Regions from separate parts of the Mus musculus genome. Here region 1 is linked to region 2. A link is a loop called in an ENCODE intact Hi-C map of the cell type or tissue named here. Cell type or tissue: heart. All regions are shown on one strand. Each heading gives the region's core, and the rest is flanking DNA. Links, peaks and the distances in the headings are about the cores only.

Region 1 (11,827 bases), core at 3,811-6,310, 590 kb before region 2:
TCCCACATCTCCCCCACCCTGTCTTCAAGAGGATATCCCCAGGTCCCTACCCCACCAGACCTCTCCACTCCCCGGGGCCCCAAGTCTCTCGAGGGTTAGGTACATCTTTTCTGACTGAGTCCAGACCCAGCAGTCCTCTGCTATATGTGTTGGGGAACTCATATGAGCTGATATATGCTGCACTGTTGGTGGTCCAGGGTCTGAAAGATCTTGGGCGTCTAGGTTAGTTGAAGTTGCTGGTCTTCCTATAGACCCTCCTCCTCAGCTTCTTCCAGCTTTTCCCTTCAACCACAGGGTCAGCAGCTTCTGTCCACTGGTTAGGTGTAAATATATGCATCTGTCTCTTTCAGCTGCTTGGTGGGTCTTTGGGGGACAATAGTGATAGGCCATATTTTGGGAGCATATCATAGCCCCAGTAATAGTGTCAGGCCTTGGGGCCTTTGCTTGAATTGGAACTCAATTTAGGACTGTCTCTGGACTTTCTTTTTTTTTTTTTTCCATTTTTTATTAGGTATTTAGCTCATTTACATTTCCAATGCTATACCAAAAGTCCCCCATATCCACCCACCCCCACTCCCCTGCCCACCCACTCCCCCTTTTTGGCCCTGGTGTTCCCCTGTACTGGGGCATATAAAGTTTGCAAGTCCAATGCAAACCTAGGATACCCAAGATATAAGATATAATTTGCTAAACACATGAAACTCAAGAAGAATGAAGACTGAAGTGTGGACACTATGCCCCTCCTTAGATTTGGGAACAAAACACCCATGGAAGGAGTTACAGAGACAAAGTTTGGAGCTGAGATGAAAGGATGGACCATGTAGAGACTGCCATATCCAGGGATCCACCCCATAATCAGCATCCAAACGCTGACACCATTGCATACACTAGCAAGATTTTATTGAAAGGACCCAGATGTAGCTGTCTCTTGTGAGACTATGCCGGGGCCTAGCAAACACAGAAGTGGATGCTCACAGTCAGCTAATGGATGGATCATAGGGCTCCCAATGGAGGAGCTAGAGAAAGTAGCCAAGGAGCTAAAGGGATCTGCAACCCTATAGGTGGAACAACATTATGAACTAAGCAGTACCCCGGAGCTCTTGACTCTAGCTGCATATATATCAAAAGATGGCCTAGTCGGCCATCACTGGAAAGAGATGAAATGATTCTTAATGATATTTTGCTATACTCTTAGATCAGTACGTAGTCCAGCTGTCCTCAGAGAGGCTTCCTTCCCCCAGCAAATGGGAACAGATGCTAGACCCACAACCAGACATTATGTGGAAAAAAAATCTAAATTAGAGTCTCCCATCCGGCCCCTTCTCTCAGAACTGGAAGAATCCCCAGGAACAGGGGGCTGGAGGATTCTAGGAGTCAGGGGGTATAGACGACATGGGGAGAACATGAACCAACTAAGCAGGGTGCAGACTGACTCACAAAGACTGAGGTTCAGAGCCTGTAAAGGTCTACACGGGGTCCTCTACATGGATGCTGTGGCTGTTAGCTTGGTGTTGTTGTGGGACTCCTGAATGTGGGAGCCAATGTGTCTTTGATTCTTTTGCCTGCTCTTGGGACTCTTTTCCTGCTGTTAAGTTGCCTTGTCTAGTGTCTGCGAGAGCTGTTGCCTTGCCTTGCTGCATTGTTGTTATTGCTGTTGTTATGTTTGGTTGTTGTCTCTTGGAGTCCTGCTCTTTTCTGAAGGGAGATGGAGGGGGATCCAGGGGTCAGGGGAGTCAGATGGAGGGGGTGGACCTGGGGGGAAGTGGAGGGAGAGGAAACTGTGGCCTGGTTGTGTTGTATGAGAGAAGAATCTACTTTCAATTTAAAAAAATAAAATAAAAGAAAGAAAGAATGTTCAGCTCTCATGAGACCATATAGATACTCTGTCCCACCTCCAAAGCCTCTGGTATCATTCGCTGAGTGAGAATGAGCAGAAAGAGCATAAGGGCCAGGAAATAAATAACTAGGAGGAAGTACTTTTAGGACCCAGCACAATGATTGGACACAGTGATCAAAATACATTGCATAAAATGTGAAACTCCCAAAAGGGAAAAAAAAAGATACCACTGGCAAGAATGTAGCTCAGAGGCAGGCACTGGGCCATGGAAGTGCTGGAACAGGAGGATGCACTTCTGTAATCCTAGGACTCTGCAGGTCGTGGAGACCAAGGCAGAAGGATCAAGAGTTTGAGGCCAGCCTGGAATATAGAATGAGATGTTTTTTCTGAATATTATTTTAAGAGAGACATGACATTGATTCCTTCAGTGTTGTAACATTCCATTTAACTTTTTATTTTATTTTTTTCTCCTTATCAAATCCTAAGCAAAGGCATGAGGAAATGCCATGACTCCACCAAGCCTTCCTGAGCAGACTCCTCTGCCTTCTACTACTTCCACTCATTGCTCCGAGTTTCCCACACACATAAATCCTAGCTCGACAACACTACTGTAAGCTTCTCAAAGCCTACACCATGTCTTACTCATCTCCTGTCGCTCTTGGCAGAGCTTTGAAAAGAATAAACATTCCATACCCTGTGACAATGTAGATCCTGGTTGGGGAACCGTCCTTCACCAGGCCACCCCGAGGGCTAGCACAGTGTCATCCTCATGAAGGCATGCAGGTATCTCTCTGAAATCTCTCTCTCTCTCTCTTAATTCCATTCTTTGAACATCTTTTAAAATGATTGAAATTCCATAAATATTTCTGTTCCAAAATTCTCACTTTTGATTTAAATTAAATCATAAAACTTTCACTATTCAAATCTTGTTTTAGTATCCAGTAGAATTTCCTTCCACGCCTCCATTTTGAAATGTGTGTGTGTGAGTGTGTGTGTGTGTGTGTGTCCATAATAAATTTTTAGCTTATAAGTATATACCTACCATGGATGTTTTCCAAATTTAATACCCTAAAACTTAATTCTGAATACTGGATCCATTTAAAGTATAGTTGCTACTCAACAATTTCCGAGGAAAGGAAATTGCATCAGATGTCACATCTTAAAGGGAACTCAGAAGTCAAATTCTCTATAAATGTGAAAAATGGGCCTCTTTGTAAACAAGCAGAAAGAAGGCCGCAGGGCTGTGTTAACCGCAGCGCAAAGTCTTCTGTCCCCATGAGCCGCGAGCCCAATGGATGCCGCAGTAAGAAAATGTCGTATATGACCTGCAGACGGGAGGGCAAGTGCGTGGGCTTTGGATACCAACTAGGGAAGTGGTTCAAGAGTAAGAGGCCACTCAGGAGAAGGGGGTTGCTTGAGCTATGGCCTTGGTGTTACCCCCGGGAAAGCGAGCAGTTACACTCAGTTGTGAGAGGTGCATTAACCTCGTCAGACCACTAGGGTTCAAAGTGTTCCGTAAGGGGTAATTTATTAAATGGCTCCTAATTGCTTGGTAATGTACCTTCCAAAAGTCATTTCTCTGCGCTGTGATTAGGCCTGGGCTTTGCCAAGAGCTGTCACTCTCTTGCAACTCCAGAGAGATGTAGGAGTTTAGCCACTGGGCAGCTGTGTCGCTAACCAGAGCTCGGAATTCCACCATTAAAGCCGAACTGTCCACCTAGCCTCCAAGGGTGTAAACACTCAGATACAAAATTGGTACACCATATCTTTATGCCTCTTATTAATTATACATGAATTTGAATGGAACATGAGCAACCAGCTCTATTGTTGTGGAGAAAGGATACAGTTTTTTTTTTAAGAAATCGATCATTTTGTGACATTCTTTCTTCAAGATACAGAAATAACCATGCAATATATGTGTTTTTGCCACCTAAAAACAAATTTTGCTTGGCCGCCTTTGCTCCATCTGGAGGATAAGCAACACGAATCTCTGGCACGGCATTGGACAGCTTTCAGTCATCCTGCTCAGTAGTCAACCTTGGGTTTGTTTGTTTGTTTCCTTCAGTTGTTCTCCTCAGCGATCCTCCTCGGGAGTCCTCCTCTACAGTCCTCCTCGAGAGTCCTCCAGCTTCACTCTTTGACTACATTTCCTAAAGACTGATTCTGTTAATTAACAAGACCAGCAGAGGGAGTGCGAGAACCCTGTTACAGAAAAAAAAGAAAGAAAGAAAGAAAACAACTAATGGAAATCAAAGTTTTAAAACTCAATACCAAGCAGAGATAGGAAGTCTGGTGTTGAACTGCAGAGGCATAATCTCAGGATAGAGGCATCCACTTTGGGTATGAGGCTACAGCAGAGGAAAGAGCTCTGCCAGTCACTGCTAAAGTCTACCACACTCTTTGACTTCAGGATGCAGCTGGCCTGCTGTCTCCAAGCCGGCAGGGTAACTACACCAACAACTTCTATTAAGATCAGAAGGACTTTGGGCCATAGTAAGAGAACGAATTTCTAAAACTGAAAGGTGAAAGTGATGTAATTTATGTCTTTCATTGTTTACATCAGTTTGTAGACCTGACAGAAAGGACAAACACCTGGGTATTATCCTCCAACACTCAGGGACAAAATGTGAAACTTGGACTCAGGGTTAGATATACATCTAATTAGCATAAATGGATGAAAATGATCAGATTACAAAATAACTCAGAGGAGAGATCCAGCACAGAAAAAAGAAATCATATAATCAAATCCCAAACTTGGTTTTACAATTTGTTTTTACAATTTCCAGACTACTTAGAGAAGTTAGGCATTTTCTAAACATGTTTTGAGATTATTAGAAGAGGCTCACTCAGCTCTAGTGGTTAGTGGGTTATTTAAGACCTCGGTGTCCCCTGAAGGGCCTGTCGGAGCTGTGTTTTCCCTGACTTTAGTAGGACTTCTCAGGACATAATTGTGAGATCCCAATAACCATTGTTTCCCGACGGACATCCCTAAGAAAACAATGAATGACACGGGCAAACCAGGCTTTACCACATTCAGCCAAATAAAATTCTTTGTTTTACAAACTTTGAATAAGCCTGAGGATATTGCAACTTGTCTGGAAGTTTGGCAGGGAGGGAAAAAAAAAAAAAAGAGGTTTGGAAAGTAAATATTCAGTTCTGGTTTCTCCAGTAGATGTCACTTTCTGTACACGGGATATGACACCAAGCTTTAGGAGATGCTTATGGTGGCAAAAATTAGCGTTGGTTCCAGACAAATGCCACCACTGCTAAGCTTCCAATGGCTTTTGCTTGTGTTTGGAACCTTAAGGAATAGTTAAAGCAAAGTAAGTTCAGTTAGTTATCTGTCTCCCGCATCTCTAAGTAGTGTTGGTCATTAGGTATAGTGTGTAACACAACACTACTAGTGCCTGCTCTGTGGGGTTTATTGTTTGGTTGGTTTTGATTGTTGGCTTGTTTGGTGTTGTTTTTAGCATTATTCTAAGCCACGGCATAAAATGAATTGGTAAAAAAAAAATTAATACTGTCTTCAAGAGAAGAAGCTATCATCAATTATGTGCCCCGTGTTTACCAAGAATCTAATAGAAAGTGAGATTTACTCGCCTAAGACTCTTTCAATGTTTGTCTTCCTGAGTCGTCTACATGATTCCAATATTCATGTCAGTGTCCCTTGTCTGAAGTAGGAAGAGGAGAAATCTAGTGTTCTGAGGTGCTCTACTCTTTATTCTGCACCAGAATAAAAGGGAGAGAGAGTAGGAAGGAAGGAGGGGAGAGGAGGAAGGAAAGGAGGAAGGAAGGAGATGAGGGGGAGGGGGGGAGGGAGGGTAGGAGAGCATTATACATTTTAATATCATTTTTATAGCATCCACACGTTCAAGAATGAAAATCAAAAATTAATAGCTGGAATTAGATTAATACTTCCTAAAATACTTTCAAAAGTGCTCTTTTCGTTTCTAGACATACGCCTCATTATGCAGTTCTATTTGTATTCCAGAGCAGTTGAGTTTTATATTTGAGTTGTTGTAATGGATGACTTTGAAATGACAGGGGACAGTGCATTTTTGTTTCTTATTGATCAGCTCAAGGCTTTTGCTTGTAAATACTGTGCATTGAAATAACAAAACAGGCTACAGAAGCTTTTAAAAGTGAGACCGTCAGGGTCACATTTGATTCAGTCGTTGTATTGACCAATGTGATTTGATAATTGACAAATTAAGCTCATGAGAAAATTAGATCAACAACCACTTTTATTTTTAGATGGTTTAAACAAAAGAGATAAAATTTTGGGAGCAAATAATGATAGGATACTGGAACAAAAACTGCCCCCACGAAGGGAAAACCTGGGCATGCAACATTTTACAAAACAAAGAAATCTGCCTGGCCCATCAAAATAAACAACATTTAAATGGTTGCTTTGGGTTTTAAATATTTTTGCACAGAGCAGACCCTACGAGATTCTTATCTGAGCTAGAGATTTCTTGACATGTTAACCGGGCAGCTCTCTAGCATTCCTCGGTATCCTGGGCTAAAACAAAGAGATGACAGGGGTCGGGGTAATAGAGGAGGCATCACCTTTAGGCTCCTGGATTTCGTGGAGCAGGACACCTGGCTTGCTTTTAATTCAGTCAGAGTTAGAAACCCACTTCAGGAAAAAGCCCAGAGTTTTGTTTTCAACCATTCTAAGCAAAGGGAGTAACCAAAAGAAAAGCCAGGATTACAGGGCTCAACCAGGACTTACATCGCCCAACTTTGAGAGAAGAGATCTGATCCCACACCCCCACGCCCCAGCTTGTTCTCGACATTATCTTCAAGTAAATATTATCTGCTGCTTTTATGAAAGGAAAGAATGTCACAAAAAGTGTCGTGGAGTTGAAGCCAACCGCTTAGTATCACAAGGCTGAGGTCCTTTATTTTGATTTGAACCCTAAACAGAGCTATGCTATGTGCACAGAGCCTCAGGCTGCAGACTCCTCCTATGTAAAGCAGGCACCAGCAGGCCTGTTAGTGGCCACTCAGGCCTGAAGCCAGCAGGGCTGCAAATTCCCCAGAGCTGGGCTTCTGGCTTTGGCCTTTCTTTGTCCTCCTCCCCTCCCCTCCCCTCCCCTCCCCTCCCCTCCCCTCCCCTTCTCTCTCTCCCTCTCTCCCTCCCTTCTACCCTCCCTCCTTCCTTCCTTCCTTTCTTTTCCTTGTTGATGTTGGGGGGGGGGGGGTAGTGGTGGTTTGTTTATTTAAATACTTTTCGTTTCCCTGTTCTATTCTATTTAACAGTTTAGAACAGAAACTATAGTGAGAAGTGGTCAGTTGCTTCCTTCCACAGACCGGCTTCTTTTATCTTTATGATTTTAATATCATGGTTGCTATATGTATTGCAATTCTTTCCTTAAATTGTTTTACTACATTTCAGATGATTGCAGAGTAAAATTTGTGGGATACTGTAGTAACAGTAGCGACAAAATAAATTAAGCTGGGCGTTCATTCACCATGTCCCATACCAACTCAAGCACTGCATCACCACAATTTTGAACACTGGGAGTTTTGAATACTGAACATTTGTTAAGGGAAATGTAATAAGACGTTTTTAAAAATTAAACACTCAAGAAATTTGTTTGATTAAAAGATCATGTGTATCATTTTTACAATTCAGTTTACAGATCTATCAGAAGTTCATGAAAAGTGAGAATCCTGTCACCTGAAGATGTCTATCAGATTCTACATGGTGCCCTGCACATTCTAGAGCTTCAGATAGATGGTGGTTTTATATAGAATGCAAGTTTGGGATTCTGAGACGTACTCCGTACTCCTCGTTGTCCTCGTCGTCATCCTCCTTCCTGCCTCCCCCTCCTGCCTGCTGTCTTTAGACAGCATCTCACTCTGGAGCCAGGCTGTCCCTGAACTCACATCAGCCCTCCTGCCTCATCCTCCCAAGTGCTGGGATTGCAGTAAGGCTAGCATCCCTGGCTCCAGAGAGCATTTCTAAGGATGGGTATCACATTTCTTTTCTGAAGGATTTTGCTTTTAATCTGTAAAGCTCATTTGATCCCAAAATTAAAGTCAGGATCCCAATAACTGATTAGTAAACTTCAAAGTGTATTATTAAAGGAAAGATTCTGTGATTTACTGATCTTCTCTCAAAGATCTGGAGATGAGCATTCTCCAGAAGTGAGGGGAGGGAATGACCTACGGTCCTCGATGAAGACCCTCTGGGAAATGAGAATGAAAGCAGTGGCTCCCAGTGGCATCCGCTGTCCCAGGCCCTCCTGTACCTCTCTTCTAACTTCCAAAGGGTGTTCCGACCAGTCACCACCCAAATCCAGCAGGACAGTTCTGAGGCTACTCAGTAGCCAAGTCACCATAAGCTTTTTTTTTTTTTCCTTTCAGAACGTCAACCTGGAGATGATTTTCTGTAACTCAGAATGTGGACATTCATTTAGCATGGACAAATGTCTGTGTGACACTTCACCAACCAAGGCTAGCAGTGGCTTGTAGATAAAACTCGATTCTGTACTACATCTAGACTCTCCTAAATTCATGCATGCTATTAATATTATTTTTAAAATTTGGCTTGAAGTTATTAAGAAGGGGCTAGAGAGATGGCTTAGCAATTAATAGCACACATTACTCTTCCAGAGGAGTAGAACTCCCAGCCCCTACATCAGATAGATCATAGCAACCTGTAACCCCAGCTTCAGAGCCTCCTGTGACCTCTTCTGCTTGCCTCGGATACCTGCCCACACCGATACGTACACACACAGGTACACAATTTTAAAAAGTAAACACAACACATCTTCAAAGTTACTGAAAAAAATTCTAATCTTGAACCCCAAACCAGGATAGTGGGGTACTTAAGAAAGCAATTGTAGGATTGTGAATGAGACCCTTGATAGACTGATCAGCAGAAGCCATGTGTGATGAGTGTGACAAGAAATTTGGAAGTGCTACTAGTGTTCAAGTCTACATAATTTTCAAAAAAATCCAAATTAATACTAGCATATGGAAACATATGAAAATGTCTGTCATAATATCACTTATATACCTTTCATTCCATGTATCTCAAAATACTCCCAGTTTGTTCTGGGTTTTTTTTTTTTTAAGATTTATTTTAATTTTATTTGTATATTTATGGGGAAGGGAAAGTATGTGCTCCTGAGTGCAGTACCCAAGGAAGCCAGAAGAGGGCAGAAGAACCCAGGAGCTGGAGTTACAGGTGGTAGTAAGTTTCCAGAGAGGATTGCAGTAAAGGCTCCTCCAGTTGGGCCAGAGCAGCAGGCACTCTTAAGGGCTGAACTGCCTCTCCAGGCCCACATCACACCTCTTACTGTTTCACTGTAGCCTCTCTCTCTCCACAGCTACATCCCTCCTTAGGTCCTCTGTTTGAACTAGTTCACCCATCTTCAAAATTCACCCTTCAGTTGTTTTCCATGACACGACCAGACAAACTTTGGAGATCAGAGGTCTGTGTCCACACCATGCAGTCTACCCCAGATCTTTTTTTAAAGGAATGCCTTTAAAAAAAAAAAAAAAAAGGAAGAAGTAATTCTAAACCCCTTAATGAGACACTGTAAACAGGTCTTCTGTTATGTTCTCAACTTCTCTACAGCTACTGGGAAATAGATACTATTTCTGAAGCTAACATGCACCCAATTTCTCACTCTGTGAAATCCCCTTTAATTCCACCACTCTGCCTTACTCCTTCCCTGGGTTACATTTTTACCAGCTGAAATCCTACTGGTCTCCAAAACTAAAGTCCTAGTTACATGGGCAGGTGCTGAATTCATGCTAAGAACACCCAGTTTGCCGCTGTTGTCATAGGACAGGATTTACTTACTGACTTATTTCATGTGAGCACACTGCCACTATCTTCAGACACCAACAGAAATCCTCATCCAATCCCATTACAGATAGTTGTGAGCCACTATGTGGTTGCTGAGAATTGAACTCAGGACCTCTGGAAGAGTAGTCGATGCTCTTAACCTCTGAGCCATCTCTTCAGGTCCACGGCTTCATATTCTAATTATGAAAGGTACAGGCCTTAACTCCTCATACCGTTGGATGAGGTATGTGCCTTTACATATAGAATCAGCTTAGTATTTGTCACGCTGAATGTTAGAGTATATCACCTAAGAGAGATAGACACTGCCATTTTTCATCAAGATGTTGATAGAAAACTATCCCTCCCCCTCCTTCGGGAAGTAATGTAAGACTAACCTGGGAGCCTCTTTACTCATGCTAAGCCAAGAAAATTCCCAAGTGTTGTTTGTTTAGACAATTTATTATAAATTTGCTCCTTGGTTTTCTTTTTCTTTTTTTTTTTTACCCCAAAGTACATTTACCTTTCATGTTTAAAAATTCTAGCAGTTGTACTGTATCACCAACTCAGACAAGTAAGAAGAGACTTCCAAGAAGTAGAGATTTGCCCAAACACCAGCCTACTAATGCAGTGCCGTTGGCAGTCATAAAGGTTCATCGTGCCCTGAAACCACAGAGGAAAGAGCCGTTGATCTTTGAGAATTGAGGTTGGGATGGAATATGGACCACTCTAGAATCTCTGAAGTAAAAGCTTGTAAGAGAAGTAGATATTTGCCAAGTGATGGAGAGAGAGAGAGAGGGAGAGAGAGAAGGAAGAGAGAGAGAGAGAGAGAGAGAGCAGTTACAGCCATGTTGGTGAAACATTGTCCAGTATCCCTCAATTAAACTATAACAACATAGTACCATGAACTGTGCTGATGACAGACAGGGAAAGAGCAAATATACCCAGAGGGGTATGATACATCAAATCAAATAATTGTGAGGATGGGATGTATAAAACTTACTTACACTTACTTAATTTTTATATTCTCTCCTCTAGACCCTTTCTTCTACAAGGTTTTAGGAATTCTTTGCACAGCCTCAACATACAAGGAGGAGCCAAAAAATGATCATTGCTTCAATATCCAATAGAATAATTATGGGACAAAGTAGATATGCACATCAGAATTAACAAACTGTTAGAAATTTTTACACATACTGGTCTACTGGTTCCTCTCATCCCAAGGACTGAGCCACACTTCAAAAGCCTTGTTCTCTAAACCAACCTCCTCTTTAATACTTGGGAAAAATAAAGATCCAAAGAATTTGAAGTTCCTTGTGCAAAGTTCATCACAGGAGTTGGTGGCAGAATAGGAAATGAAAGTGCCTTAACTGTCACTCCCCTGTTCTTTCAAGATAAACTTAATTCTATTTGCATAGCAAAATGAGCATGAGGTCCAAGGGTCCCCCAAGGTGACATTTAGGATAGAGACTGTTTCTGTTATTATGATAAGAAAAGACTTTAATAGAATTCAGTAATTTATTGTTAAATAATTCAGAATCAATGCTAAGTATTTTATTCCATTCTAACGTTCATTCATTTTGATATTGAATTACCAGAAATGACAGCTCTTGGATCTCCTAACTTCTTGCTTCTGACAAGGGGGTTCGGAGCGGGTGCACCAAAGACCTTCTCAGAGCTAGCATCAACTGACCATATACACAAGCTGTAGAGATCAAGGTCTGAGGTAGAGTCTCTGCCATCTTAAAAAGAAAAGCGTAAGTACTGTGCTTTGCCTATGAGGAGAGACTGAAGGAGTTTACGGCCAAGATAAGCTCCAAGGTCAGAAACAGTCTCAGCGAAAACACAAGGAAGAGCTAAGTGAGCGTCTCGAGCACTTGCTGAGCAGACAAATGAAGATGAACTTCTCCTCTGCTAAAACCCTCTGACCAACACAAAACCATGTGTGTTAGTTTAGATGCTAAGTGATTCAAACACACACACACACCATTTATTGAAGGTTACCACATGTACATGTATTGCAAATCAACCTTACCAAGAAAGTTGGAGCCTATAACTTGATGAAAATAAAGGTTGTTAGAAGAAGGGGAAAGTGCAGATATTTGCTCCTGATGCAGAAAACTCTTAGGTCAAATATTGAGGCTAACCCAAGTTAAAAATGTTCAGTTATTTTTATGAATAGGTAC
Region 2 (11,827 bases), core at 4,732-7,231:
TTTCTCTTACTCTTAGAAGAACTGGAGATTATAGGTTAATATAGAGCAACCTCAAGTCTTGTCAGCTGAAGCAAATCCTGTTGTTTCACTTCCCAGAGAATTTTTCCTTTAAAACTTTCTTTCCTTTGTCTTCTGATAAATATGTTCTTTCTAAATCCTTTTTTTCCCCTTTTCAAATGAAAAGAGTAAAAGGACTACTTTTGTAATTAAAAGTCATTTTTAAATAACCCCAGAAGATTGTTTCTAGATATCAAAACATCTTTATGGTCCCATTTCTGTGGCAAGAAAGACAAGCGACTGGGATCCTGAGTATTCTACTGTAGTCTACATTAATTACCTTCTATTAAAAAAATGACAAAGACCTTTTTGAAAGAGAATCTGGCACTCTTTCCACAGAAAGGATGGCAGACGCCCTACTTTGCTGATTTCTTGACACTTCTAATTACCTGTATTCATTTGAAATCGTTTCCTTTGTGGAGAGTTATTGGCATGCTTTTCTGAGAACAAGAGGAAAATGGAAAAACATTTTAGCAAGTTAAGGGGGAAGAAATCAACAGTATCATTGTTTGCCGCTTTTGTTGAAACTCCCCACACAAGTCATTTGAGGGACATGAAGGTAAATGAAAGGTTATACTTTGCCCTGCGCGTGGTTGCTGGTATTTGTAATGTCAATAACTGTGGAAGGTTGTCAGGAAACTTCAGAGACAAAGGTCAACGGCAATGACAAACACATCATTGTATGCGCTTGAATATGCAGTATCAGCCTAATCTGCCAGGAGGGACTTTCACACCCCAGAACTATCAAGCAGGCGCTATAGGAAACCCACCTATTGTTCTCTGGGCTCCTGGACTGTCATGGAGAGTCCGGGATGGAAAACCTGTACCCCAATTGTTCTTGGAGGGTGGAAGGCAGGAGGAAGGTGACAGTCCGCATATAAATGGCCGTTTTGTATTTAAAAGTGGGATCACAGAGCACCTTAAAGCATAGTCAGTTTCTAAAAGTGCTTCATTCATGTGAAATTTAAACAGTTTTCTTTTCTTTTTACCAAAAAGAGGAACACATACTGAAGTGAGTCTAGTGTATCATTGCAATGAAGTAGATGACGGAGCCTTTCTGGGTTATAAGCTCAATTAAATATTAACCATGCCGTTCATATACTCTTGACAAAAATTTAGTTGAGCTAATGGTGAGCCCTTGCACTGAGTCCTGCCTCCTGTTGATTTAGACACGTTAGAAAGCGCGACTGCTTGGACTCAGTAATAAATTATTTACAAATGAAATGCACAATAGGTTACTTAAATTGTGTCTCCAGTAAGAACAGAATTGATAAACTACTTTTGTTGTTGTTAGAGCTTCCAGAAGTATTCACATTGGGGGAGGGGGTTAATCTGCCTTTCTTTTAGTAAATTATATCAGAGGAATCAGTTGTAAACCTTTTGAGAAAAAAGTTTTCTCTTCTCTTCTCTTCTCTTCTCTTCTCTTCTCTTCTCTTCTCTTCTCTTCTCTTCTCTTCTCTTCTCTTCTCTCCTCTCCTCTCCTCTCCTCTCCTCTCCTCTCCTCTCCTCCCCTCCCCTCCCCTCCCCTCCCCTCCCCTCCCCTCCCTTTACCCTCCCCTCCCCTCCCTTTACCCTCCCCTCCCTCCTTTTCTTTTTTTCTTTCTTCCTTCCTTCCTTTCTTTCTTTCTTTCTTTCTTTCTTTCTTTCTTTCTTTCTTTCTTTTTTTAGAAAATGAAATTGCTAGTGATCTTTTAAATGTCTGGGCTTCACTCGGGTCCTGAAGTGCACCTACAGCCTATAAAGGCAGTGTATATATAATGCAGACAATGTTTTTTTATGAATAAGAGTTTTAAGGTTTTGCATCTGCATTAAGAAAAAAAAATTTTGAAAATAGAAAGTCTACTCTTCCTGAGACATTCTTCGTTTTCTTGGGTAGCCCGACTCACTTCCATGGGAAGGAAGAAGTAATGGAGGGAGAAGAAGGGACATCAAGTAGGAATGAGGCATACGTGTAATTTAACAAAGTAATTATCCTTGCTCTATAGGAAAAGTGAGAGACAGAGAGAAACAGGGAAAAGGATTCTGAGTGGGAAAGGATGGTATTGTGAGATGATTAGAAGAGAACCTTCTAGAGCCTAGACTCTAGACAAAGGGAAACAAGGATAATTAAAAGGTCCTTTATATTTTCCAGACAAGAGGACTGTGCATTCGGGGGACACCTGTTTCGATTTCACATGTCTTGTGCCTGTTTGGAAGGACTTGGGCTGTGTTCCTTGGTGGGGAGCCTGCAGTGCACCCCCGTATGGCTTCTCACATTAGGAACACCACAGAGCTCATTATGGAGGCCTGTATTAGCACTTAGGCTTTGCTTTAATTTGAATTGTTTCCACTGATGTCATAATTTTGAATGTCCTCATCAAGGTCTTCAGTGGGTAAGAATGGCATTTAGAGTTTACGTTATTTCATTTCTACTGGCCTCCTTTGTACTTTTTAAGGCTCTGATTACATCTCTGACCCCTGTGTAAGTGAAGAGTCTGGCTACATTCACCATGGGCCAGATGACAGCAACAAATATTTTCCAATGTTTTATTTATTTTATTTCTCAATATTTAAAACTATTTTAAAAATGGACCTTAAATTTCTTCATTCTACTACCTGGGAGGCAGTACTTCCTTCATAAAGGTAGCTAATGGGCTTTAAGAGTTAATAGAGAAAAGGGTTCTTGTGTACAAGACCTGTGCACATGGAGTCAACAGATACTTGATGCTGTCTTTGAGTCTCTTGGTTGCAGGCGTTAGGAACAGCAGCCCCCTGGAGTATCCGTTTATGAGTCTATCTTCTGTAGGCTAGCATCTGAATGATATGATAACATGTTTGAAGGTTTCATTCCTGCATGGCCCCTCTTCACCCTCCTTTCTATTCTGGTGAAAGCTATTTTGGAGATGAGTGGGTTATAAACCACGCAAACAGTTTTATAGAGTTTCTTTTTTTTTTAATTATTTTTTATTTAAAGACCAGGTTTGTAGTGCATAGATAGGGGGTGTGACTCAGGAACAGAACACACATTTATCATGCACAAAGTTCTGGGTTTAATCGCCAGCACCATAAAAGGAAATTGTGGCATGGGGTAAACAGCAGATAATGAGTGTTTTGCTCAAAATAGCCATCTCCTTTTATGTAGGTGACTGGTATGAACACTTAAAGCATCAAGGCATAATTTCATGTTAAAGTTGTATGAATTAGCAATCCCCCCTTTTTTGTCACAGTTTTTGGGCAGCACCAGGATATAGTAATCTTTGCTCTTTCTTTGCTGTATTCTTGTTACTGACCATTTTGTTTATCAGTGGCTTATCATGGGAATGGCTCAGAATTTGCTGTATTCTTATCTCTGGCCTTAAAACTGAATATCATTTCTAAGTGGAATAACCTGCCCTGCGAGACGAGCCTGCAGAAAGCATGCTGCGATCTGCAAGTGGCAGGGATGAGGAAACGAGAGGTAACTCTGGTCACCTCTATCTTCTCTGATTTGATAAAGCAGGAGGCAAGGCAGAGCAGTGGGCACAGTTGTGAAAAAACGTGTAACTCACAGAGTTTCCCTGAGATTGAGCGAAGGATGAAGGCCAAAGGCTTCTTAGTTTTGCAGAAGTTGACATCACTTATTGATGCCCTTTCCAATCTATTTCCCACGTCAGGCTAATCAAGTGTTTTTGTTTGAAAGAAAATTTTACGTTGTTCTTAATGTAGCACTAATATTTTTCAGACTTTCCCTTTCCCTAAGCCACACTATCCACCATTACAAAGTTATTTAAATACACATTTCAATTAATTATGCCTCCTAAAAACCTATCAATTTTGTCATTATGTTGGTTATTGTGAATTACATTTGAGAAAAGACAGTGGAGGTAAAAAGAAATATAGGAGCAAAGAGAAAAATGTAAGCATTATTTGAGGAAAAGTAAAAAACAGTTAACTATCAGAATGAAAAACATTAATTAAGAATCAGGAAGGATTTCCTTAAGTTTAAGTAAGGAAAAAAAAAAGGTACTTATGGGTTAAAACATAGCCCTGTTGCTCACACACAAATCCTGACAATCACAGAAGAATTCAGGCTGTCCATATTAAATGCAATATTAATCAATTGCTCATTATCCTATTGTGTCCTGTTCCTTCCCAAGACTTCTGCCAAGTGTGCAGAGTTTACAGTAGGTTCAGAGACAGCAGCAAGAAGGCTGAGGAATTGAGAAATAGCCCCAGTGAAACAGGGGTGAAGTAGCGGCCTTGTTTAGTCTGGAGAGGCAGAGCTGGAGGGCTTAACAGCAGCCCTCCCTTCCATGACAGAACACAGCCCTTTGCAGGTAGAGGTGAACAGCTGGTCTCTGTTTCCTCTGAGGACAGTACAAGCCGTGGAGTCTTAAGTGCAGTCAATGGGGATTCAAGCAAGATGTTAAGAAGCCTTCCCAACCCCAGGAGATGTGCAAGGAGAGAACCATCAGGTTTTCTGGATTTAGGCTGTGTTGAATTATGGTTATTAATTATATTTTAAGTCAGAAAGTTGAAGTTGAAAAATAAAAAGGAAAGGACAATCTTCCATGCAGGACCCCAGAGAGGAAAAGAGTGGATAAATTGTGATCTGGGGCCAGAGACCATATGGGATGAATGAACAGTATCACTTAGGATATTTGGCCGGAAGAAAACGAAATACAGAATGGAAAAAAAAAGGGGGGGAGGATTGCATACATCAAGAAAAGAAAAAGAGAAAAGTATGGGAGGTATTTATATTAAGCAGACTATTTTAACCAAAGTTTTGTTTTTGGTCATGGGAAAAGAATCCTAATTGTCCAAGTGTGTGAGAAATAGTACTCGCTGCTGGTTAACCCTGTTTTGTAAAACCGGTGTAGTCAAATATGAGAATCAGGGCCAAGAAGCAGATTGGCCATATTTTATTTCTGCCTTTACAAAACAATACATGCAAACCAGAAACGGGATGAAATGACTTTTCAAAGCTTTCCCAACCTTTTGATTCTATGACATAAAGGGAAATGGTGGTTATGAGTCAAGCAAACAGTGAGTACATACAACACAAATCAAGGACTAGAAACGTCCACATCAAAGAGGCAGGATCCGGATGGTAGGGATTACTAAAATAATAATAATGATAATAATAATAATAATGATAATAATTCCAAGCATCATTGACATTGTTAGCAGGGGAGATACAGACTGAGTGGCCAGTGATGTAGGCCTTGTGAAGATCAAGCTAAGGAAGGAGACCCATGATGGGTTTAAGAAACTTAAAAGTCTAAGTCTTGCCGAGTGATAAGAATGTTGCTTTTTAAGGCAGTCATCTGTGGTTGCAAACCTATGTATGGTGTTTGGGATGATTGCAGTTGTAGAAACACAGACACAATGATGGGCATCTCACACAGCAAATAGCTCAAGGATGCACCTTAGCCTTTAAGATCATGACCAATGTTAAATTATTTCATCCTTCTTTAGCCATTTTAATTCCCACACTACTCAGAATTAAGTGTAAGTGTTCCAGTTTGCTGTACGGTGGGCCTGTGCCGGCACTCCACTCCCCGTTTTCAGGGCTAGTTGTGATCAACGTTCTGGTTACTGGTTATATTCTGTGACTGTTGAAATGGGTAAGACCCTCGTCACACTGGGCTTTGCTGAGCCAATGCCGGGTTTGCTCATTTAGTATGTTCCATCTGATGGGTTTTATAGTGCATTGCTTTGTTTTGTTTTTGCTTTTTTTCTGGCATAAACTTTTCTTCACTCTAAGTAGCAGAAAATAGAATCATGTTTGTATTTGTCAACATAACAGTTATATATAGCTTATAGTATTCTGGTACACAGAACTTAATCAAAAATAGATTGCTGGCCTTTTTTTTCTGCTTTTAAAAAATATGCTTTGAATTCACTTGTAAAATGATTTGGGTTTGGAAATCTTTCTTTCTTTTCTCTCTCTTTCCCTGTCTCTTTCTCTGGCTGTCTCTGTCTCTGTCTCTCTCTCTCCCTTATCTCCCTCGCTTTCGACAAAGAAAAGCCTTTTGTTCTGGTCCCTGCCAGTGCCTTATTCAGTGACTTTCTGCTGTCCCCTAGTGGCCCGTTAATCTTTTTGACGATGGTGTGATTGTCCCTGGAACCAATTCTCCTCTCTTCTGTTTTTTCCCTCCCTTTCTGACTCTCATCAGCAGGCATTTAAAACATTTCTAAACAACCCACGAGTTACCTTTTAGAAGCAGCAACTACATTCTTCAGCATTCAGTCTCTGCGCTCAATTATACATGCCCAGGGAGGAGAAGCCATCTAGGCACACTCTCCTGTCCCCTGCCCCATGTCCTCCCAAATTCAGATTCTCGAAATTCTAACACAAAATTGATGAAAGCAAAATGCTGTCGGCTTTGACTGTTCCTAAATGCCAGACGGTGGTGAAGTGTAGTTTGTGACAGGTTAGACTCTTTATGTCAATGGGTTTACAAACAAAAATTATCGTATTGCTTTCCTTTCTCTTTTGAAAGTTCTGCTTGGTTACTTTCATGTTTGTAGTTGCTTTTTTTGTGGTGGCATTTGTCAAGAAGTAAAAAAATACAACAGCATTCTCAATATTTGAAACATTAGATTAATTTACTTATGTGAAAGGCAGATTCTCATTCATAGTTACCAGGCTGGCTTTAAGAGATAGGGTCAAAATTTTCTCTGTTACCTCTCTACCTAAGTCCAAAACTTTCAATAAATGAGAGCTGGATTTGCTATTTACATCTTACGTCATTAAGCCACATACGTTCAGTTCTAATGTGGTGCTGGTAAATTTCTTAACAAATTCTTTCCTTCCGTTTACTAGTCATTTCAAACTGCACTTAATGAAAATGAGATACCTAAGTTTGTCAGAATCCGTAGTTCGGTTTTTAAAATTTAATATTAACCGATTAAAGACAGTAAACCTGGCTTGTACAACCCCTTTAAAAGATGGTTTAAAGCATTACCGAGACTTTACAAGAAAAGAAAAAAAAATCCCAACTTGGATGAAATCTAGCCCATTAATTGAACATTAGAGAAATCTGAGCTGAATGCTGAACTAATGATCGCTTGGCTCTGCCTTGTTTGGCACTTGCCATGGTTTTGACAATGATCACTTGACTAGTAACACTATTTTCTTTCTGAACTCAGGGGGAAGAGGGTTGGGAGCGGGGGAGGGGAGAAGAAGGCGCAAAGCCTAGGTCCTCCTATTTCTTGGTAATTCCAGTGTAGTCTGGCTGCGTGGCAGCGAAGGAGCTAAGCTGCAAGGCTCCCTTCAATGACATGAAGCTTGTTTCTTCAAAGAAAAGTTGATGCAGTTTTTAAGACTGCCTCTTTTCTGAAAGGTCAGATGGCTGCCCAGTTTAGTCATTTCGTGTGTTTATGCATGCCTCCGCTGGGATAAGGCATTACAAAACAAAGCCCCGGATTGCAATCAATCTTGGCCTAAGTGCAAAGTCACCCGACCAATCTCTGGAATCCTGTGCCTATCATGAGACAGGGGGAAGGAAGGGCTTGTGCCTCCTGCACTTCTTCTCAAGAGAAAAGACAAAACCCCTTCCTAAGCCTTTGTAGGGCTCCTGCTTCTCCTCTGCAGCCTGACCCATCTCTCAAATTCAAATTACAGGGTTTTCTAAAAATACATCCTTCATCAAACATCCTAATTTACAGTAGCTATTTTTCACAGAGAAATGCCTGATTTTTTGTTCATTTTTTCTTGTTATTGTTGTTGTTGTTGTCTAATTCAGATTGTAAATGTCCTAAAAATGTTCTCCTGGAGTTATTTTTAAAACCTCATGGTAAGTTAGGTGTAAATACTGTGACTATTACTGGGACCTTAGGAAGCAACATATTTTTGACTGATTCCTGGAGGTGAGAATGCCATTTGGAATTTTAATTAATTTAATTTCCATTTTAGATAAAATTACTCTGAGAAATCTTAATTCTAATGAATAAATGGATTTTATTTTTTCTTTTCTTTCTTTTTTTTTTTTCCATTGAAGATTCCATTAGAGTTAGGGAAAAAATAGAGGATAAAGTTTCCTTTAAAGAAAAATTAAGGCTACAGACAGCCTTAATAAACCTTCTGCAAAGTAATCGAGAATAGCCAGTGGTCTGTTCTCTGCAGAATTAGTTCTTCCAAAACAATACTAAAACTGAGCAGTCGTACTTTTTACAACTCTGGAGACTATCTAAACAAAATGAGCAGATTTATAGGGCTATTTTTAGTGCGCGTCACTGCATTACAGTTTACATTCGCTTTTGAACCTTATTTGACATCCCTAGTAGAAAAATACAGGCAGAACACTCATTAAGACCCTTCATAAAGACAGTCTCCACGGGGCCGTTACCCCCCAAAAAAACCAAAGTTGAGGTGTGTTTCAGAATGTTCTTTTGGACTCGAAAGTTTGTTTCCATTTGTCAAGAAAACTCTGAGCCCAATCGCAGATCCAGAGGGTCTGTTTATGACCGCCTCTCCTGCCCTACTCGTTGGTGGTATGTCCTAAAAACAGAAGTAAAATCACACTCTCACGGTTGGGAATTTTCAGAGAGCAACAGGTAAGTAGGCTATGTCTAAGTACCTATTGTTTTCCCACAAATTGTAAAGTCACTTCCAAGTATAAGTAACTTGCTGAAAAAGTGAAACATTGGGACTTTCTGCAAACCATTCTTGCATGGAAGGAAAAAAAAACATGGAAGAGCTTATGCAATGTTATGAAATATTTCACCACACAGATTTATGGAAAAGCTACAGTTGCATTTTAAAATATAGTCAGGAGAATTAAGTGCTTGCATTTTGGACACCAAGTTTCTTTAGCTTTTCCATCCAGAGAGAGAGGTGGGTGTCTATTTCCTTCATGGGCTGTCCTACCTTCACCGGAGGTTACAAATGAAGACTCCATCTCCTTTGTGTATTGTGGGAAAAAAAAATCAGCCAGAGGAAAATACCAGAAAGACAAGTTCAGATGCAGCTGTCATGTCTTTTCCTCCAATGGGAAGGGGACGCTTTCATAAGGTTAGACTGTCCGGGGAACTACATTGACATCCTGCTAAGTGTTACGTGTTTTTATATTAACTGTGCTCAGTAAGACTCTACAATAAGGAAATGCCTTAGCTGTAGACATCATTTATGGAACCGTATAAATAGAGCTCACATTCAAAGGTAAGAAAACAGACAGGATTTTACACCAACTACCCTCTGATAAGATTATGTTTTCAAAGCGAAAACCATGTCTACAGAATGTTGTGGTGTGGAAGTATCCGATTAAACTCTTAGGAAAACAGACTTTTCCACAAGCGGCCTCTTTATTTGCCACACCTCGGGGATCTGATTAAAAGTTAGTGTACTGCATTTAAACCTGAAAAGGGATTCGTGTAAAATTATGGCTTCACAGATTGCTCTTTGAGAACTGAAGATGAAACGAGAAAATGACATTTGGACTAAGAGCCATTGTAACTGCTGGAAAAATGTCAATGGAGGCATTTGGGGGAGGTTTCAGCTTGCTATAGAGGAATCAAATGACCTAAGAAAGTAGTTTTATAGCTGAATGAGTGTTTTTAACGAGTTAAACATGTTACTACGAGGACCTTAAAGCCACGCTGTAAACAATAGCTTTGATTAAAAGATTGTCAGGATTGTTTGTTTAAATTTTTTTTTTTTTTTGTATTTTAAGTTTTCAATCATACTATTTGGCTTTGCAGTATGAAGAAATGATATATTTCTACTGAATTTATCAATTACTAATTAATTTGGTGGTGAGTGCCTAATTTGAGGTTCTATTTAGCATAGGTCCAGGTTGAATTTCTTCTAACGTTTGGTTATCCTTGGCCTATTTAACATATGAATTAAACCCAAATATCTTTGAAAACTCAACCCATACCTTTTCCTTCCCAGATCATAAAAATAATTTATTGTCGTAATCTCAATTTATAGTTTAGTTAGGCAGAGTGAAAATACGACCTCTGAAGGAATCCCCCCCCCCTTAGCTCCAGTCTGCTTTACAGTGGGTTGTGTGTGTTGCTACAAGTTGCTGTAGCTAACACTTAATATGTTGATGTAAGAGAAATAAGCTGCTCTGCATTTAAAAATAATATTTAGATGAGCAAACATGCAAAATCCTCTGAAAATAGATGATTTTGCTCCTTGTAACTTTAACTGAAAAATATGAAAGAAAAAAAATGAGAGAAACCTAGCCATAAGGCCAATCTATTGCAAGCAGGGACAGATGAGAGATTTTTCAAAATTAAACTGCTAGGAAAAGCAGTTGTGAGGCAGTCTGTTTTCTTACTGGGGATGGGAGGAATCAAGGGTATTATAATTGAAAATGCATGCCTATAGCAACTAAAATGTTCTTTTAGGATATTCTTGTTTTGTTTCATAAATATATTTTGAAAAAAAATCAAAATGATTAACAACGTTTTTTTTTAATTTTGGTGATCTTTCCAGTTCTGGTGGATTTAGTTCAAATTTTAAAACATTGCTTTATGTGTTGTATATTTTTGCCCATAAAGCATTCTCCAAATGGTAGTTATTTATGTGAATAAAAGAACAAAGCATGGAAATATGGCTTTTCTTCCTACTCCATTATTGAAACGGAATATGATCATTAGCCAGGGCCGGGGTTTAGTCGCAACACTTTGAAAAATAGCCTAAATGAATAGGTGTCAAATTAATCAAGAATGGAACGATTGCATTATTTTAAAAAACTATATATACCATTAGGGGGTTTCGGCTATAAATAATTGTTATGAAGAAAAGAGGAGGTTTCATCTTAAAAAAATTAGCATACGCCACCTCTTTAGGGTGTTAAAAAGATTGAGCGCTCAACAAGGATTTGTGAAAATCACGACCAGGGAAGCGGGATTATAATAACATCTCACGATGAAACCTGACCTTAGAGATTGATGCTGCTGTAACAGGGTCATTCTTCCACTGACTTAGTGTGGGTATGCCCCGCCTGGGTAACCTGGGAAAAGGGTCTCTGAATTCAAATCACAGAATTCCTCCCCATCTGCAAAAATACCTCACTTTCAAAGCAAACTTTACGTCATCCTGACTCCTTCTTCTGCTCTTTCTTTACTACTCAAGTCAGAGACAACGGGTATTTCTTCAGTCATTGATTTTTTTCCCCACCCTCTTGTGGTTAATAAGAATTAATCCTGGAGAGATTCTGCAGGTTGAAATGCATATACAACTCAGTTCTCATTAAAACAAACAAACAAACAAACCAAAAAAACCACCTCCTTTATAGTGGAATAGAAGTGGTTTCAATCACTTTGTCATGTGGTTCACATATCTAGGTATATTTTTAATTAAACACTGGTTCACAAATAAGCAAATAATAGAAGTTAGTGGAGAAGCGGTTGATCTCGGGCTGACAGTGCCTCATTTATCTTTGTCCTAACTAGACAATGGGAAACGACACTCCGCTGTTGTTTTCTATGCGTTAAGATTTCCCTCTTAAACAAATGCAGTTGAGGCGGTTTGTTTCTCGACAGCCTGGCACACACTGCCAGTGGCCAGAGTTTTGTCTCGTCTTCATCCAGAGGGAGGATTAATCTTGGTGATGGTGCAAACGAAATGTATGTCTAGGGTCAAAGTGCATACTGCCTTTTGGGATCTGCATTACATTAATGTCATTTTTGGGTTCCTGACGTTAATCAAAACCAACACCATAAAGCGTCACTTAGCTAATTTGTGTATTATTGTCAATGTTACCATTAATTATGCGTTTGTGAGGAAAAAGAGGATTAATGAGATGTCACAGGTAATTTACAATGATCAGGCTCCCCAGGACATTAAGAAAAC

The links. A loop is a pair of places that touch in the nucleus more often than their neighbours do. Peaks named below come from ENCODE experiments on the same cell type or tissue, not always from the same donor. Only the 100,000 strongest peaks of a DNase experiment are listed, where the experiment ranks them.
Region 1: it touches region 2 in a loop (14-fold over the local background); 13 of 42 quality-filtered maps call a loop at or near these places.

What each region holds. Positions count from the first base shown.
Region 1 is chr2:116,098,612-116,110,438 of GRCm38, reverse strand. No RefSeq gene overlaps it. Among named protein-coding and RNA genes, the nearest start is that of 2810405F15Rik, 28 kb to the right of the region's middle. In heart, for the core only: CTCF peaks have their summits at 4,024 (motif pointing right) and 5,007 (motif pointing right); no DNase peak of the experiment used is centred there.
Region 2 is chr2:115,509,493-115,521,319 of GRCm38, reverse strand. It overlaps 3110099E03Rik (RIKEN cDNA 3110099E03 gene), which reads left to right and starts at 9,119. Exons shown (of 3, transcript NR_030712.1): 1 at 9,119-9,181. In heart, for the core only: a CTCF peak has its summit at 6,089 (motif pointing left); no DNase peak of the experiment used is centred there; H3K4me3 peaks cover 14 bases; H3K27ac peaks cover 1,370 bases.